2 separate regions of the Homo sapiens genome follow, and region 1 is linked to region 2. Evidence: chromatin loops called from intact Hi-C (ENCODE). Cell type or tissue: B cell. All regions are shown on one strand. Each heading gives the region's core, and the rest is flanking DNA. Links, peaks and the distances in the headings are about the cores only. Region 1 overlaps TP53RK (TP53 regulating kinase). Region 2 overlaps DNTTIP1 (deoxynucleotidyltransferase terminal interacting protein 1).

Region 1 (8,649 bases), core at 311-8,310, 880 kb before region 2:
ACCTCACATAGTTACTGTCTTGTTTCTTAATATGGACATTTGCAGCTATGAATTTCCCTCTGCACACTGTTGTCATCACACACTCTCAGTTTTGGTATTTTGTGTTTTTGTTTTCATTCATCTCAAAGTATTTTCTAATTTCCCTTGTGATTTCTTCTTTGACCCCTTGATTGTTTAGAAATCTGTTAATTTCCACACATTTGTAAATGTTCCAATTTTTCTTTTGTTATTGCCAGCTTCATTCCATTGTGTTCAGAGATGATACAGTCAGTGCCTGTTCTTATGAAGCAAACATTCTATAATAGTAGGACCAGTACCCTGTCTGTTTCATTCACCACAGTCAGCATGCCCCAAGTGCCCAGCATGGGGCGGATGGCCAGGAATGAGTGAAAACTTCCCTTCCTGGGTAGTTGTGACTAGTAGAGAGGAAAAATAATATAATTGCCTGCTTACTGCATGCCAGGCATTGGGCTGGGAATTTTTATATTGGATCTAAAATAACTCTTAAGTTAGGCATTATCCCCATTTTATAGATGGAGAAACTGGCCCCAAAAGGTGGGAACTTGTCCAAGACGTCACAGGTAGCAAGAGGTACTTTTACCTGGCTCCAAATCTGTGTTCTTTCCACTGACAAATGAGATATGGGATATGGTGCATCTTTACAGTACTATAATAAGTATTGGCGTATAACATTATTTTCAAGGAACTCCAAGGGCCACAGGAGCTGACAGGTTTTTCAATTAATATTCCCAACATGAATGAGATGCCTCATTCCTCAGTTTCCTCACGTGTACTATAAGGCTAGTACCTGCTTTGTTGGGGTATGGTTGGCTCGTGTGCATTAAGTCAACAAATCCCTAGTTGATAGGGTTTGGCTGTGTCCCCATCCAAATCTCATCTTGAATTGTTCCCGTAATCCCCACGTGACATGGGAGGGACCCAGTGGGAGGTAATTTAATCCTCGGGGCGGCTACCTCCGTGCTGTTCTCGTGATAGCGAGTGAGTTCTCACGAGATCTGATGGTTTTATAAGGGGCTTTTCCCTCTTGTTCGGCACTTCCTGCTGCCACGTGGAGAAGGGTGTGTTTGTTTCCCCATCTGCCATGATTATAAGTTTTCTGAGGCATCCCCAGCCATGCTGAACTGTGAGTTATTAAACTTTTCCTTTATAAATTACCCGGTCTCGGGTATGTCTTTATCAGCAGTGTGAGAACGGACTAATACACTAGTACTCACTATGCGCCGGGCACTGGAGATCTAATAGAGGGGAACATGAAGCTTACTTTCCTGGGGAACATAAGACAGTTTCAGACAGTGATGAGTGAAGATGTGAAGGAAAACCAGAAACACAGGAGATGAAGAGAGTATATCCCAGGCAGGCTGTGGCGTGCGAAGTTGGCGAAGAAGAAACATCCCCGACAGCAAGGCTGGTGTGGCCGGCATTAGTGAGCAAGGGGGAGGAGCAGAACATGAGATGGGAGAGGCGGGGCCGGATCCTGCAGGGCCCTGTTACAAGGTTGGGTTTTGTTCTTAATGGGACTCAGGGTTTTTAACAGGGTGATACCTGATTGTTTTGAAAGGGTTGCATTGGTTGCTGGCAGAAAACCATAGAGGGCAAGAGTGGAAGCAAGAAACCTGGAAGTGAAAAGGCGACCGAAACCAGCTGGTCCAGTAAAAACAGTAGCCAGGGTGGAAGCTGTGGCGAGCATGCTCCAACTGCTTGGCACAGGACCTGGCAGCCACTGAGGCAGGGAACGCGGTGGAGAAGCAGGCTTGTCTGGGGGTAACACCCGAGGCTCGTTGTCTCATGGTCACGGAGATCAAGGACAGGGACCCACAAAGAGTGAGGTGAAGAGCAGAAATTTAATAGTTGAAAGAAAGAGAATAGCGCTCTGCTACAAGAGGGGTCCTGGAAAAATGGGTTGCTGGATCTGCAGTGAAATGCAAGGGAGTTTTATAGATGAGCTGGTGAGGAGGTGCTGTCTGATCTACATAGGGTGTGAAAAACTGGTTGGACCCAGGTGTGCCATTGGCACAGGGTATGAATCTCGGCACCCCCACCCCAGTCTTTTATTATGCAGGCGAGTTCTCTGCCTGAGCTGTGCCATGTTGCCCATTTCTTTATTACTGTACACGTGGTAAAAGAAAAGGGAAGATGGAGCCTCGTGTTAGACATGCCTGGCCCCCAGTTAGCCCTTCTCTATTGGCACAGCTACCAGCATTCCCCCGTGCAAGCTTCCAGCTTCCTTATCTATGTTTGCAGCTGGATTTTTCAGGCTGCTCTTTGTTAGAAAAGAAATGATTTCTGGGGCTGCTTTTTTGTTAGAAGGGAAATTCCGCCGAGGACTCTTTTGCCCTGAATATCTGCCTAAATAATTTCTATCTCCGGTATCAGTGGCCAGTAGCAGTGGGGGTAGCCGCAGCTGTCAGGAAGCAGTAATGATCTTTGCAAGTATCAAGAGGGAGAGTGGCAGATATTGGAGACTGGAGAAACGTCACAAATGCCCCCAGGAGGAGAATCGTCCATCTGCACACTTAGCCCTTGGCCCACAGTGGGAAATAAAGGGTTAACAAATGTTCCTAGGTGAACAGTGGATTCCTTTCCTAGTTCCTCTCACAAAGGGCTAAGGAACCCTCTGCACTTTCAGATCCCTTGACGTCCACCGGGGAGCTGCAGGTGCTTTGCAGTGCTGAGCCAACAGCACTAGCAGTTTTGTGTGAATCCCCAGCTAAACCCAACCAGATGAGGATTATAATCTCCATTTTATGGTGGAGGAAACACTGGGCAATAGGAAATATGTCCTAGGGTCACAATAAGTGACAGAGCTGGGATTCAGACCCATGCTTTTAACAACAGCAGCTGACTTTATAGAGTTACGTTCTTTCCATGCATTAACCCATTTTACAGAAGAAGCAAATGAGACACAGAGAAATTAAGTCCTGCCCCAGGCCACTCAGTTAGTAAATGGCAGAACCAGGGAAATGTGATATGACACCGAGATGCGACCAACACTTGACACAGGCCCACATTCCTGGAACATTTAAAAGTGCTTTTGTGGCCAGTCCATGGGGCCAAGAGAGGTAGTTCCAGAGTAGAGTTGCTTTAAAGCTGGCATAGTGAGTGCTCCAAACAAGCTGTGTTCTTATTGTTGGATGAGCTGAGCTGACCACGCCCACACCACGTGCTACCTTAGGGGTTGGGAACATCTACATTAGCGAAGGCATGCAGGGCATAATCTCTGATTTAACTGCAAGAATCCACCATATTCCTGACCCTGGTTCCAATAAAACTTTATTTACAAATCAGACAGTCGGCCCGTGGGCGATAGTTTGCCAATTTGATTTTTAAAACCATCCCATTAAGATATTTTTTGGATTATTGAGTTTTTGGATGCCTCCTTAAATTTGTGCCTCACTTGCTTCACCCTAGTCCTAACCCAGCTGTCACTGACTGCCAGAGCCCTGATGGAGGAGCCCATGTTCTTACAAGGGTCTGCACCTGCTGTGGTTTGAATGTGTTCCCCGTATTTCATGTGTTGGAAACTGAATGCCCAACTTAGCAGTATTGAAAGATGGGGCCTTTAAGAGGTGATTGGATCCTAAGGCCTCTGCCCTCATGAATTGATTAATCCACGTGTGGACTAATAGATTAATGGGTTATTATGAGAGCAGGACTGGTGGCTTTATAAGAGGAAGAGAGACCTGAGCTAGCACACCCAGCCCCCTTGTCACATGATGCCATGTGCCGCCTCAGGTCTCTGTAGAGTCCCCACCTTCAAGAAGGCTGTGCCCCCACCAGATGTGCCCCCTCGACCTTGTATTCCTCCATAACAGTAAGAAATAAACTCCTTTTCTTTATAAATTACCCAGTTTTAAGTATTCTGTTAAAAGCAATAGAAAACAAATGAATGCAGCCTGAACCTCTTGGGGAACTAGGAGTCTTCCCTTGCGTCCTTTAATTCTAGGCACCGCAATTTCAATGGACTGTGCACTTTTCTGCCACCAGGGGTCGTAAGTTACTGTCATTCTTGGTGCGAACAGGTAAACCTCCCTTCACTTTCTCTCTTCTCTTCCTCCTCCCTCCTCCCTCCTTCCCCTCTTTCTTCCTCCCTTTCTTTTCTCCCCTTCTCCTTCCTCTACTTCCATCTTTTCTTCCCAAGTCCATGCCCCTCTCTCCCTCCCTCCTTTCCTTGAACGTGTTCATTTATTCACTCAACGCCACCTTAGCTGAGCACCTAAGTGTAGCAGGCACTGTGCTAATTATGCACCATGTAATGAGGGAGACGGACGTGAGGATGTCTAGTTCCTTCCAGTCTTAATGTTTTCATCCATTCTCTCTTCACTCACTCCTTCACTGGGTACTTAGTGAGCACATGGGCTGCGTCTGGCTCTTCTGAAGAAGCTGCAGGGATGACAAGGTCCAGCCGCGGCCTGGGAGGCCCTTGTCCTGGCCCCTTCCGTTCTTCCTTACTCAGCAGCCCAGGGGACCCTTTTAAAGCCAGAACATGCCACTTCTCTATTCACAAATGTGCTGGCTTCCCAGCCCATGTCTCCTTGTTTACCAGGTGCATGGCCTAGGATCCCCTCCTTGTACCTCTCTGAGCCTCAGTGTCCTCATCTGTAAAATGGACTCACAGTGGTGCTGCATGGTGGAGTTGCTGTGAGTATTGTCACTGGTCAGGATCCCCAGGAAGCAGACTCAGATACAGTTGAGCTGCCCTTGGGATCAACATCCACAGCATGGAGGACACAGGAGATGGCAGAGGACACAGGAGAGGGCAGAGTACACAGGAGCGGGCAGAGGGAGAACTGGAGCTGAGACCCAGCAGCAGCTTCAGTCAATTCTGCGGGAGCTCTGCAGTTGAAATGGCTCTTCAGAGATGTCACAAGATGGCCTGAGATGGCCAGGACTTTGCAGTCTCACATTATGCAGTCGTTGGGGGTGTCACGCCTGGAAGGGACACGAGCTCTGGCAAGGCCACTCTCTGCCTACTGTGAGTTGATCCCTGGAGGAGCTGACCACAGGAGCTGACTGCTGACCACTCTCCCTGCCTCTGGGGCAATAGGTGCTTCCTTAAGGGATCTGGGTCGCACATCCATGTCCACCACAAGCATCCATATAAGGAGGTACGTGGAGCAGTTGGAGCACTACCACAGTGCATGGCACATGGTGACAATGAGCAATATCATTATCGTGATGTCATTTAAGTGGCTACTATTTTTAGAGAACAGCAAACAGGTGATTATAATACAGCTCCATTTGTTCCCCTTATAAGCTAAGGGTAGACAAGACGCACTTTCCCACCTTGCCAGGCTGCCATTCCAAAGCTTCTGAATCAAAGGTCTGAGACTGGCCTGAGAATCTGCATTGCTAACAACTTCCCAGGTGATGCTGAGGCTGCTGTTCTGAAAACTCCTACCTGAAGGAAAATCAAAGTATGTCATCAGAAAAATAGGAAATGGATGCTGAGAGGGCAAGAAACAAAATACCATCTGCCATACCCATTTTACAGATGGGGGAGTAGAGGCTCAGAGGTGCTAAGCAACTTTCCCAGAGTCATCAGCCTGTAAATGGTAGAAATTGTGCCAGGCATTATTGCCTACCAAAAGTCACCCTCTTTTTTTTTTTTTTTGAGACAGAGTCTCACTCTGTCACTCAGGCTGGAGTGTAGTAGTGTGATTTCGGCTCATCACAACCTCCACCTCCCAGGTTCAAGCAATTCTCCCACCTCAGCCTCCCCAGTAGCTGGGATCACAGGTGCCCACCACCACGCCCAGCTAATTTTTGAATTTTTAGTGAAGACGGGGATATCACCATATTGGCCAAGCTGGTCTCAAAGTCCCGCCTCAAATGATCCACCTGCCTTGGCCTCCCAAAATGCTGGGATTACAGGCGTGAGCCCATCCCCCACCCCCTTTTTTTTTTTGAGACGGAGTCTCGCTCTGTCGCCCAGGCTAGAGTGCAGTGGCTTGATCTTGGCTCACTGCAAGCTTCACCTCCTGGGTTCACGCCATTCTCCTGCCTCAGCCTTTCAAGTAGCTGGGACTACAGGCGCCCGCCACCACGCCCGGCGAATTTTTGTATTTTTTAGTAGAGACGGGGTTTCACCGTGTTAGCCAGGATGGTCTCAATTTTTGTATTTGTTAGTAGAGACAGGATTTTGACATGTTGGCCAGGCTAGTCTCGAACTCCTGACCTCAAGTGATCTGCCTGCCTCGGCCTCCCAAAGTGCTGGGATTATAGGCATGAGCCATGGCACCCGGCCTACCCTTCTTATTCCTTTTGGACAGAATCCCAATTAGTCTAGATATTTTTAGGCGAAGATAGCTTCATCTCAGGAAAGGTCAGATCGGTTCCTGATTAGGAATGGGCATGTGTATTAGGCCTTTTGCATTGCTGTAAAGAAACACCTGAGGCTGGGTAATTTATAGGGAAAAGAGGCTTAATTGGCTTACAGTTCTGCAGGCTGTACAAGCATGGCTCCAGCATCTGCTTCTGGTGAGGGCCTCAGGAAGCTTCCGATCATGGTGGAAGGCAAAGGGGGAGCAGGCAGTGTCCCATGGTGAAAGCAGGAACAAGAGAGAGAAGGGGAGGAGCCGGGCTCCTTTAAACAACTGGCTGTCTTGTGAACTAACAGAGCCAGGGCTCACTCAGAGATTACCACAGAGAGGGCACCAAGCCATTCACGAGGGATCTGCCGCCATGATCCAGTACCTCCCACCAGCCCCACCTCCTACACTGGAGGTCACATTTCAACCTGAGATTTGGAGGGGACAAACCTCCAAACCGTGTCAGCATGTGACCCTTTTCTGGCCAATAAGATACAAGAGCAAATCTGGGAAGATTGCTTCTGTGGAAGATTTTGCTTCTCCTAGAAGGTGAGAAGATGTAAGAATTCTCTCCCTGCTCTGACACCAGCACATCCCCATCAACAATGTCTGCTTTTCAATGCAATGGCAATAACCGGAGGTTCAGCAGCAATCTGGAGGCCATGAGGCCACCCCTGATGGTAAAGAGTCAATGAGAGGAAGATGTTGAGGTAGAGGGATGGGCAGAGTGTGAGTCTGTTCTTAGTGACCTCAGACCTCACTTTCTGGACTTATTATATGCACAGGTAAACGTCTCCAAAGCTGAAGCTACCATAAATCAGATTTTCCATCACTTGAAGCCAAAAGCATTCCTAACCAACACAGATAGAGACCCCAGGCCGCCAAAGCCATACTTGTTCATAGCATCTTGCTGCCTTTTACTGTCAGGTTAGAGCCTCTCTATTTAGATCAAAGTGAAGGAGACAGACTAACTCCAGCCCCTTCTTACCAAGGCCTGGGAGGTGAGAACCCGGCACTGAGACCCAGCCTATTCAAGGCCTGGCCAAAGTCTGCCACCAACTCCTTCTGTGAGTTTGGGGAAAATTCTAGACTTCCCTGGGCCTCAGTTTCTCCACCTGTAAAGTGGAAGATTTGATCTAGGTCCAGTGGGTGGCTGTAACTGTAGGCAGTTTTCTTGGGTTCACATAATGTTTGCTTTTTAGTTGCCAATGTTAAACAATTTCATATGCCAATGTTAAACAATTTCAAACATACATATGGATTGTTTCATATGTAAAAATCTAGACATCTGGCTTCTCTGGAAACATCGTCAGGAGATCTTGCCACACGGGACCCTGTTCTAACACCTCTTCTTTTAGAGGGGCCTGTGCTTTCCAATTTGCCCCAGTCTCCACTGCTCCCTATTGCTCTTTGGCTCTGAGTCACTGTTTGTCATCACGCTGGTCCCGTTGTTCTTCTTACAGAGGTAAGAGGAGAGTGAGATATGTCTTACTCCTCTTGTTACTTGTCCCTGAGAGCATTGAATTTGCAACCTTTAGATAAGATGGCATGTATCTTCCCCAGGGCCTCACGGGCATCCCAAAACTCAACAGGTCCCAAAACAAACCCCTGGTTTCACCCATAGTCTCTGCCCCCATCACAAGTTTCCCATCTTAGTAAATGGCAGCCCCAGGAATCCAGAACTTCACCCCAAACCTGGGGGCTCTCTTTGACTCCTGTCTTTCACCAGCTCCCCTCGCCCCCATTCGATCCAGCAAAAGATCCTGCCAGCTTTACTTTCAAAATATAATTAAAAGGTTGGGAGCGTGGCTGCCCTTGGGGGAGGGGCAGTGATTTGGAGGGGGCTTCTGGGGACTTCTAGGGGGATGGACAAGTTCTATTTCTTGAGCTTGATGCTGGTTATGTGGGTGGATTGGGTTTGTAAAACTTCATGAAACTGCAGGCATGTTTATATGTGTACTTTTCAGTATTTATGTTGTACTTCAATAAAAAGCTGTGAGGCCAGGTGGTGGCTTGTGCTTGTAATGCCAGCACTTTGGAATGCCGAGGTGGGCGGATCACCTGAGGTCAGGAGTTCAAGTCCAGTCTGGCCAACATGGCGAAACCCTGTCTCTACTAAAAACACAAAAATTAGCCAGGCATGATGGTGGGCGCCTGTAATCCCAGCTACTTGGGAGGCTGAGACAGGAGAATCGCTTGAACCCAGGAGATGGGGGTTGCAGTGAGCCGAGATCGCCACTGCACTCCAGCCTGGACAGGGTGAGACTCTGTCTCAAAAAAAGAAAAGAAGCTGATGAATTTGGAACTACTCTCCGTTCCC
Region 2 (8,649 bases), core at 240-8,239:
GACTACAGGCAGGGAGAGCAGTTTAGAGGCCGCTGTGATAAAGCAGTTGGAAAGCTGCTAAGGGCCTGAGCTAGGGCAGCAGTAAGGATGAACAGAAGGAAATAGGAACTGCAATATATTTAAGAGGAAGAATTGTCCAGGACTCGACTGGGTGTAGGGAGGTAAGGAAGAGGAGGAGGAGGCAAAGATGATTAAGATAACGAATGTAAAGAAGGGCTGTGAGGAAAGATTCTAATTTCATGTTTGGATATGCTGAGTCTGAAATGCCTATGAAACTTCCAGCAGAGTGGTCAAGCAGATAGTAGGATAAACAAGTTTTAAAGTAGAAAGAGGCATGGGATGGACAAAGAGGTATGGGAGTTTTAGAACATGGTGGTCCCTGAAACCATAAGAGTATATGTTTTAGATTATCCAGAGAGTTACTTTAGATGGAGAAGTGGGCCAAGGAGAGAATTCTGGGGAACAACCATTTATATAAGTCACTGCTGAGGAAGAACTCAGGAGAGAGAGGGAGGCAACAGAGGCTAATGGTTGAGAGCACAGACTCTGGTGTCAGCGGGTCTTGGGTTTGAGACTCAGCTCGATCACTTACGAGTTATGTGACTTTGGGCAAGTCTTAAGTGCATTAAGTGTATAAGACAACTGAATAAAATAATTTATGCCCACAGGGAAGCTGGCAGAAAAGGAAACGCCTCATTTATAGAATGGTTCACAGAATTGATCTCATAAGTTTGTTATAAAGATTAAATGAGATGGTCTACACAAAAGATTTAGGACACTGCCCGTTACATACTAAGTATTGAATCAGTATTAGTGACCACTAACTCCTATAAGGAGAAGGCTTCAGCAAAGACTCAAGCCCTCTCTTTGTTTTGCCTCTAACTCCAATTCCTACACAGGATCCTCTCTGAGGCCAGTGTGGCTGGAGGTGGAGAGGGGCAGATGGCTCTGGAATGGTGTGCATGCACCCTTCGCCCCCTGCCCCTTTCCCTCATGGTGGGTCCTAGAGATAGTGGGACTATCTCCTGGGATCGTGATCTCTGCCATGCTCACATAATCATACCTTGGGGCCTTCCCGGCGAATTGGTTCACAGGATTTTGGTTTCCATCTGCTTGGAAGGAAAGAATAAAGGTGAATTCTCCAAGGTGAGACCTAGGACTAAATGCCAGCTTGCTGGTGGTGGTAGGAGTTCCTCACACACTCTCACTTTAGCCCTGGACATCCTCCTTCGTGGTGACACATAAGAGGAGGAACAAAGGGAAAAAAAGCACTGGACTAGAAGCCATTCTAGCACTAGCTCTGCTCTTACATAGTGGCATGAGCAACTCCAAGAACCTCTGAGTGGCAGTTTTCTCATCTGTCAAAAGAGACAAAAACAGCAACTGCCCTACCTATCTTGTGTTTGTGAGGAATAAAACTGCTTCGTGTAGGAGACACATCTAAGGTATGACAGTTAATACTAGCCCATCTACTAAGCCAGCTGTTCCAAACTAACCCCACGCCCCTGAACCAGACCAGTGTGGCTTTATTTGATTTAAATACTGGGCTCCCATGTAAAGTTTTGTTTGAAAAAGATTCTGCTGCTTCAGAATTTTTTTTAAAAAGTGGGGTTGGGGGTTGGTTGAGGGGGAAGGAAGGATGAACAGGCAGAACACAGAGGATTTTTAGGGCACTGAAAGCACTCAGTGTGATACTAGAATGGTGGATGCCTGTCACTATGCATTTGTCTAAGTTCATGTACAATACCAAGAGTGAACCCTCATGGAAACTATGCACTCTGAGGATCAAGACGAGTCAAAGTAGGCTCATCAAATGTAACAAATGTACCACTCTGGTGCCTGATGTCGATAATGGGGGAGGCTGTGCATGTGTAGGGTCAGGGAGTATACGGGATATGTCTGTACCTTCCTCTCAATTTTGCTGTGAACCTAAAACTGCTCTAAAAAAATTAAGTCTTAAAAAAATATATATTTGAAAATGACCGTCTTGGAGGCAATGTTAACGATATGACATTAGGCAAGTAATTCTCTGAGTCTGTTATCTGAAAAATTAATGATATCTTCTTTACAGGGTGGCTATAAAGATTAAAAGGTAAAGTATGTAACGTATTTAGACCAGTCATAAGCATCCAATATATACTAACAATGACAAACCTCTGGAGTTTAATCTTTCATCAAGCTGGGCCAAACCGTTCAGGGGGTAAAACAATTTCCTCCTCACTACCCTCCTTCCTCACCCCTCCAACCAGGATAACCCCCCTCCACGATGACTTAAGCTGATGGATCTGATTTTGACAGGCACAGAACCCTGGACTCTTTTCCTTCAGGGCCCCTCTCTCCGTCTGCTCCCCTATGCTCTCACCACACTGTTGGTCCCTACTCACACCATGCCGGCGGCTGCCCGGTCGCTTGACAGGATGTGTCCAGGAGGCCGTCCTTTCCTCTGCCACAAAAAACAGCTGTCAGAGGTCTGACCCTGTGGTTACTCCCCATACCCCATTGGCAGGTCCAGGGTCACTTGGCAGAGATGGTTTTCCAAAGAGATCAAATGATGTTTGACAGGGACAGGGAGAAAAACTGCCTCTCATGTCTAGGAAGGCTCAAAAGGGCTTTGAGGAAGCCCAGTACCTTGCGGAGTGAAGAGCCTTTTTTGAGAGACAGGGTCTTACTCTGTTACTCAGCCTGGAGTGCAGTGGCATGATCATAGCTCACTACAGCCTTGAACTCCTGGGCTCAGGTGATCCTCCCACTGCAGCCTCTCATGTAGCTAGGACGACAGAAATGTGCCAGCATGCCTGGCTAATTTTTTTTTTATTTTAGAGACAGGGTCTCACTATGTTACCCAGACTGGTCTCAAAACTCCTGAGCTCAAGTGATCCTCCCCGCTTGGCCTCCCAAAGTGTTGGGATTACAGGTGTGAGCCACCACACCCGGCCTGACAAGCCTTTTTTCAGCCAGAAAACAAAACAAGGAAATGGTTTACCTTTTTAGGAAGGGGGCTTCCTCGATGGGCACATTCTTCTTCTGCCTGACGGCCACGCTAAAAGAAAAGGGAAGGGAGTCAGTGGAAGGCCAGTGCCTGGGAGCTGCAGGTCTTCTGGAGTTGCAGAAGACAGCCCTGGACTACAGCTCTCCAGCCCCGCTCTGACCCAGGCCAAAGAAGCCCATCCAGCATGATGCTGTGTGGGCCTGGTCCTACAAATGGAAGTACATGGAACCTCCCTGGGCCCACATATTTCACTTGCCTCCCAGCCTGAAGGACCTCCCGCTCCAATACCCGAGAACACAGTGACTCTGACCTTTATTCCTGGAAGCTCATGGGTCAATCTGGGTATTACTTTTTCTCCATCTGAAAAGAGCAGTTTAGCCTGAAGGGAAAAAGACCAAGTGTTACCAGTCACTATTTTGGTGGGTAAGCACACCCTACCTACTTCCTTTTTTTTTTTTGGAGACAGAGTCTTGCTCTGTTGCTCAGGCTGGAGTGCAGCAGCACCATCTTGGCTCTCTGCAACCTCCATCTCCTGGGTTCAAGTGATTCTCATGCCTCAGCCTCCAAAGTAGCTGGGACTACAGGGGTGCGCCACCATACCCAGCTAATTTTTGTATTTTTGGAAGAGACGGGATTTCACCATGTTGGACAGGCTGGTCTTGAACTCCTGACCTCAAGTGATCGGCCCACTTCCAAATATATATATATATATATATATATATATATATATATATATATATATATATATATATATATATTTTTTTTTTTTTTTTAAATTGAGATGGAGTTTCACTCTTGTCGCCCAGGCTGGAGTGCAGTGGTGCTATCTCAGCTCACTGCAACCTCCGCCTCCTGGGTTCAAGCGATTCTCCTGCCTCAGCCTCCCAGGCAGCTGAGATTACAGGTGCCCACCACCATGCCCAGCTAATTTTTGTATTTTTATTAGAAACGGGGTTTCACCATGTTGGCCAGGCTGGTCTCGAACTCTTAACCTCAGGTGATCCACCTGCCTTGGCCTCCCAAAGTGCTGCGATTACAGGCATGAGCCACCACGCCCAGCCACACACATATATATATTTATATGCATAGAAATAGATATCTATTTTTAAAAAAACTTGAATTAATGATCATGGCTGGAAAAATTAAAAAATGTAAAAAAGCAAAATAAGAAAAACCTGGAATCTCATTACATAAACTACTATTAATGTTTCAATGTAAATTCTTCCTTGCTTTTCCCATGTAAATACATACTGTATGTTTTTTCAAACTAAATACATTAGTATAACACATACTCCTCAGTAAGCTGCTGTTTTTCTTTTTTCTTTTTTTTTTTGACATGGAATCTTGCTCTGTTGCCCAGACTGGAGTACAGTGGTGCGATCTCGGCTGTCTGCAATCTCCGCCTCCCAGGTTCAAGCAATTCTCCTGCCTCTGCCTCCTGAGTAGCTGGGATTACAGGCGTGCAACCACACCCAGCTAATTTTTTTTTTTTTTTTTTTTGGTATTTTTAGTAGAGATGGGGTTTTATCACGTTGGCTAGGCTAGTCTCACACTTCTGACCTCGTGATCTGCCCGCCTCAGCCTCCCAAAGTGTTGGGATTACAGGCGTGAGCCAGTGCGCCTGGCCTGCTGTTTTTCTTTTAATAAATACTGAGTACCTGGGACCTAAGTGCTGTGGACACAGCAGTAACTAGGACAAGCTCTTGTGGAGCTTATAGTTTGTGGGTGATCTGGATAATAAGCACAGAAACAAACAAGGTAACTGTGGATCATGATAGATGCTGTGAGAAAAAAAGAAAAAAACCCAGGCAGATGTGACAGAGAACCACCAGAGGGGAAGGGCTACTTTGCGGGAATGGCCAGGGAAGGCCTTGCTCAGAAGGTGGCCTCTGAGTTGAGATGTGAAGGAGGCTGTAAAAAAAGCTGGGCAGAAGTGTTTCAGCAGCAGGGAGGAGTGCAGAAGCTCAAAGGTGGGAACACCTGGCTCATTTGACAAAGAAAAGGATGGAATGGGCAGAGGGGAGATGGTGCAGCAGGTGGAGAATTGGGTTCACCCGACCTCTGCCAGTGGCATTTGACAGTGCTGAGGGCTCCCCCTTCTGGAAACACTCTTTTCTACAGGCTCCTGTGGCCACACTTCCTGTGTTCCTTCTACTTCTCTGGCCGTTCTTTCTTAGCCTTCTTTGCTGGCTTTTCCTTCTCAATCTGGTTCTTTTCCCTATCCTCTCTCATTACATATTCTATCTGCTCTCACCTATTCTCACAGCTTCAATTAACATCTATAAACCACGATTCCATAATTCAACTGTAGACAAAAGGTTATCCTCTGAGCTCTAGACTTATATACCAAATAGTCTGCCCCATGTCTATGCTTGGATGGCTCAAAGCTGCTAATCCATAATTGGATTCATGCTCTTCTCCTCCAAACTTTGTCCCTTTCCAGTGAAGGGTGATCAAGTCTCAATGTGTAATTATGCACACATTTGTTGGTAATCTAATTCACACCTGTCTGCTTAAGTAGGCTGTTAAGTTCTATTAGAGCAGGAAGCTTGTTTGTTCATTTATCATTTGTTTGTTCCTTCATTTACTCAATAATTCAGCAAACTCTGTACACATACTAAGAGTCATATTCCAGGGCTGGGAATACAGTGGTGAACAAGATTAGGCCTCAACTCTTGTAAAGCTCAAGATTTTAGCAGAGGTAGGAGTGCGAGGGGAAGACCTCTCTGATATTTAAACTAAGATCTGAAGAAAAGAAGGAGCCGGCTTTATAGAGTTAAGGGTAGAGTACCCCAGGTACTAAGAACAGCAAGTGAAATGGCCTAAGCTTGTGCTGGAGGAGCAGAAAGGAGTTCAGAACAGCCAGAGTATAGTCAATAAAAAAGAGGTGAGATGAAATGAAGTTAAAGAAGCAGGCAGAAGCCAGTCGAGGGTAGGCTCTGTGGGTCATGGTAAGGCATTTTTTTTTAAATTATACTTTAAGTTTTAGGGTACATGTGCACAACATGCAGGTTTGTTACATATGTATACATGTGCCTTGTTGGTGTGCTGCACCCAGTAACTCGTCATTTAACATTAGGTATATCTCCTAATGCTATCCCTCCCCCCTCCCCCAACCCCACGACAGGCCCCGGTGTCTGATGTTCCCTTTCCTGTGTCCATGTGTTCTCATTGTTCAATTCCCACCCATGAGTGAGAACATGCGGTGTTTGGTTTTTTGTCCTTGTGATAGTTTGCTGAGAATGATGGTTTCCAGCTTCATCCATGTCCCTAAAAAGGACATGAACTCATCACTTTTTATGGCTGCATAGTATTCCATGGTATATATGTGCCACATTTTCTTAATCCAGTCTATCATTGTTGGACATTTGGGTTGGTTCCAAGTCTTTGCTATTGTGAATAGTGCCACAATAAACATATGTGTGCATGTGTCTTTATAGCAGCATGATTTATATTCCTTTGGGTATATACCCAGTAATGGGATGGCTGGGTCAAATGGTATTTCTAGTTCTAGATCCCTGAGGAATCGCCACACTGACTTCCACAATGGTTGAACTAGTTTACGGTCCCACCAACAGTGTAAAAGTGTTCCTATTTCTCCACATCCTCTCCAGCACCTGTTGTTTCCTGACTTTTTAATGATCACCATTCTAACTGGTGTAAGATGGTATCTCATTGTGGTTTTGATTTGCATTTCTCTGATGGCCAGTGATGATGAGCATTTTTTCATGTGTCTTTTGGCTGCATAAATGTCTTCTTTTGAGGAGTGTCTGTTCATGTCCTTTGGCCACTTGTTGATGGGGTTGCTTGTTTTTTTCTTGTAAATTTGTTAGAGTTCATTGTAGATTCTGGGTATTAGCCCTTTGTCAGATGAGTAGATTGCAAAAATTTTCTCCCATTCTGTAGGTTGCCTGTTCACTCTGATGGTCATTTCTTTTGCTGTGCAGAAGCTCTTTAGTTTAATTAGATCCCATTTGTCAATTTTGGCTTTTGTTGCCATTCCTTTTGGTGTTTTAGTCATGAAGTCCTTGCCCATGCCTATGTCCTGAATGGTATTGCCTAGGTTTTCTTCTAGGGTTTTTATGGTTTTAGGTCTAACATTTAAGTCTTTAATCCATCTTGAATTAATTTTTGTATAAGGTGTAAGGAAGGGATCCAGTTTCGGCTTTCTACATATGGCTAGCCAGTTTTCCCAGCAGGATCATGGTAAGGCATTAAGACTTTATTCTCCCTGCAACAGGAAAGTCACTGAAGGGTTTTTAAAATGGGGAGTGACATGATCTAATTCATCTTTACGGAGATCAGTCTGGCTGCTGTGAGAAGAGTGGATTGGAACTGGGTAACGGTGAATGTAACTCTGGACTGAGATATAAATGTGTGAATTATGAGCGGCTGAATTGGCTTCCAAGCCACAGGACTAGATGAAAACACCTATGAAAACAGTGAGCCATGAAAGAGAAGGGGTTTGAGGACTGAACTTGGGAAGGCACCAACAGTTAGAGGCGGGGGGTGAGAGAGAAGAGTAGGCAATGAGGTTGGAGCAAAGTCAAGGCACTCTAGCCAACAGAGGAGCATTCCAAGAAACGCGAAATGATCCATTGTGACAGATGTCACTGAGAAGCTGAGTAAGTTGAGGACAGTTAGGGACCAGAGGGTTTGACAACACGGAAGTTACTAGCGACCCCGACAAGAGGGGTTCCAGTGAAGTAGTGGGGACTGAAGCGAAAACAAAGTGAAGAGAATGAATAGGAGGTGAGAAAGTGAGCCAGCGACTATTGGCGACCTTTCCTGATGTCTCCCTATAAAATGGTGATGGCAACAATTCCTCCTAATAACAGCAGCTGACACATGTAAACAGGTTCTCTACTATCTTGGGAACAGTCATTTATAGACCTGATGTCATGCTTCCTGACCACACCAGAGAGGCAGGGAGGCAGCAGGGTGCTCATCCCCATGATACCAAATGGGGCCATGATAACTTGATCCACCACGCACCTGCAGGGGTGAGACAGATCTTAGCTATTCTAATTATTATGTGTCTTAAGCCATTTCTTTTTTTTTTTTTGCTTTGCTTTTAAAAATTTTTTTCTAGCTCTATTGATGTATAATTGATAAACAGAAATGGTATATATTCAAGGTGTACAATGTGATGAATTGACATAGATATACATAGTGAAATGATTACCACAATGAAATCAATCAACACATCCACCACTACCATTTTGTGTGTGGACACTTAAGATCTATGGTCTTAGCAAATTTCAAGTAAACAATAGAGATAAACTATAGTCATCATGCTGTACATCAGATTGCCCAGAACTTGTTCATCTTATAACTAAAAGTTTGTACCCTTTGATTAACATCCCCCCACTTCTCCCCTCCAGCTACTGCCATTCTACTCTCTGCTTCTATGAGTTTGCTAAGTCACAATTTCTTCATCTATAAAATAGTAATTAAAAGATATCTTCTGTACATAGTTTCTTCTGAGACATAAAAAAAAATAATGCATTTATCCTGGTACCTGACATATAGTAGCTACTTCCCTTCCTTTCCCTGTCAGCAACAGCCTCAAGCCTATCTCAATATGTGGCTTGCTGGGCATTCCCCAAAATACCACTGATGACAAGATCACATTTCTTTTTTTGTTTGTTTTTGAGACA

What was found. A loop is a pair of places that touch in the nucleus more often than their neighbours do. Peaks named below come from ENCODE experiments on the same cell type or tissue, not always from the same donor. Only the 100,000 strongest peaks of a DNase experiment are listed, where the experiment ranks them.
Region 1: a loop joins it to region 2, with 8 times the contacts of the local background. A loop is called at or near these places in 5 of 110 quality-filtered maps.

Annotation. Positions count from the first base shown.
Region 1 is chr20:46,676,891-46,685,539 of GRCh38, reverse strand. It overlaps TP53RK (TP53 regulating kinase), which reads left to right. Exons shown (of 2, transcript NM_033550.4): 2 at 1-1,175. It also overlaps a transcript of SLC13A3 not described here. Among named protein-coding and RNA genes, the nearest start is that of TP53RK-DT, 8.1 kb to the left of the region's middle. RefSeq lists an enhancer at 1,729-2,240. In B cell, for the core only: CTCF peaks have their summits at 3,765 and 3,972 (motif pointing right); a DNase peak (open chromatin) is centred at 3,999.
Region 2 is chr20:45,795,793-45,804,441 of GRCh38, reverse strand. It overlaps DNTTIP1 (deoxynucleotidyltransferase terminal interacting protein 1), which reads right to left. Exons shown (of 13, transcript NM_052951.3): 5 at 3,300-3,368; 6 at 2,984-3,040; 7 at 2,385-2,443; 8 at 1,064-1,109. Among named protein-coding and RNA genes, the nearest start is that of DNTTIP1, 8.2 kb to the right of the region's middle. In B cell, for the core only: CTCF peaks have their summits at 4,875 and 5,078 (motif pointing left); a DNase peak (open chromatin) is centred at 5,081; H3K27ac peaks cover 358 bases.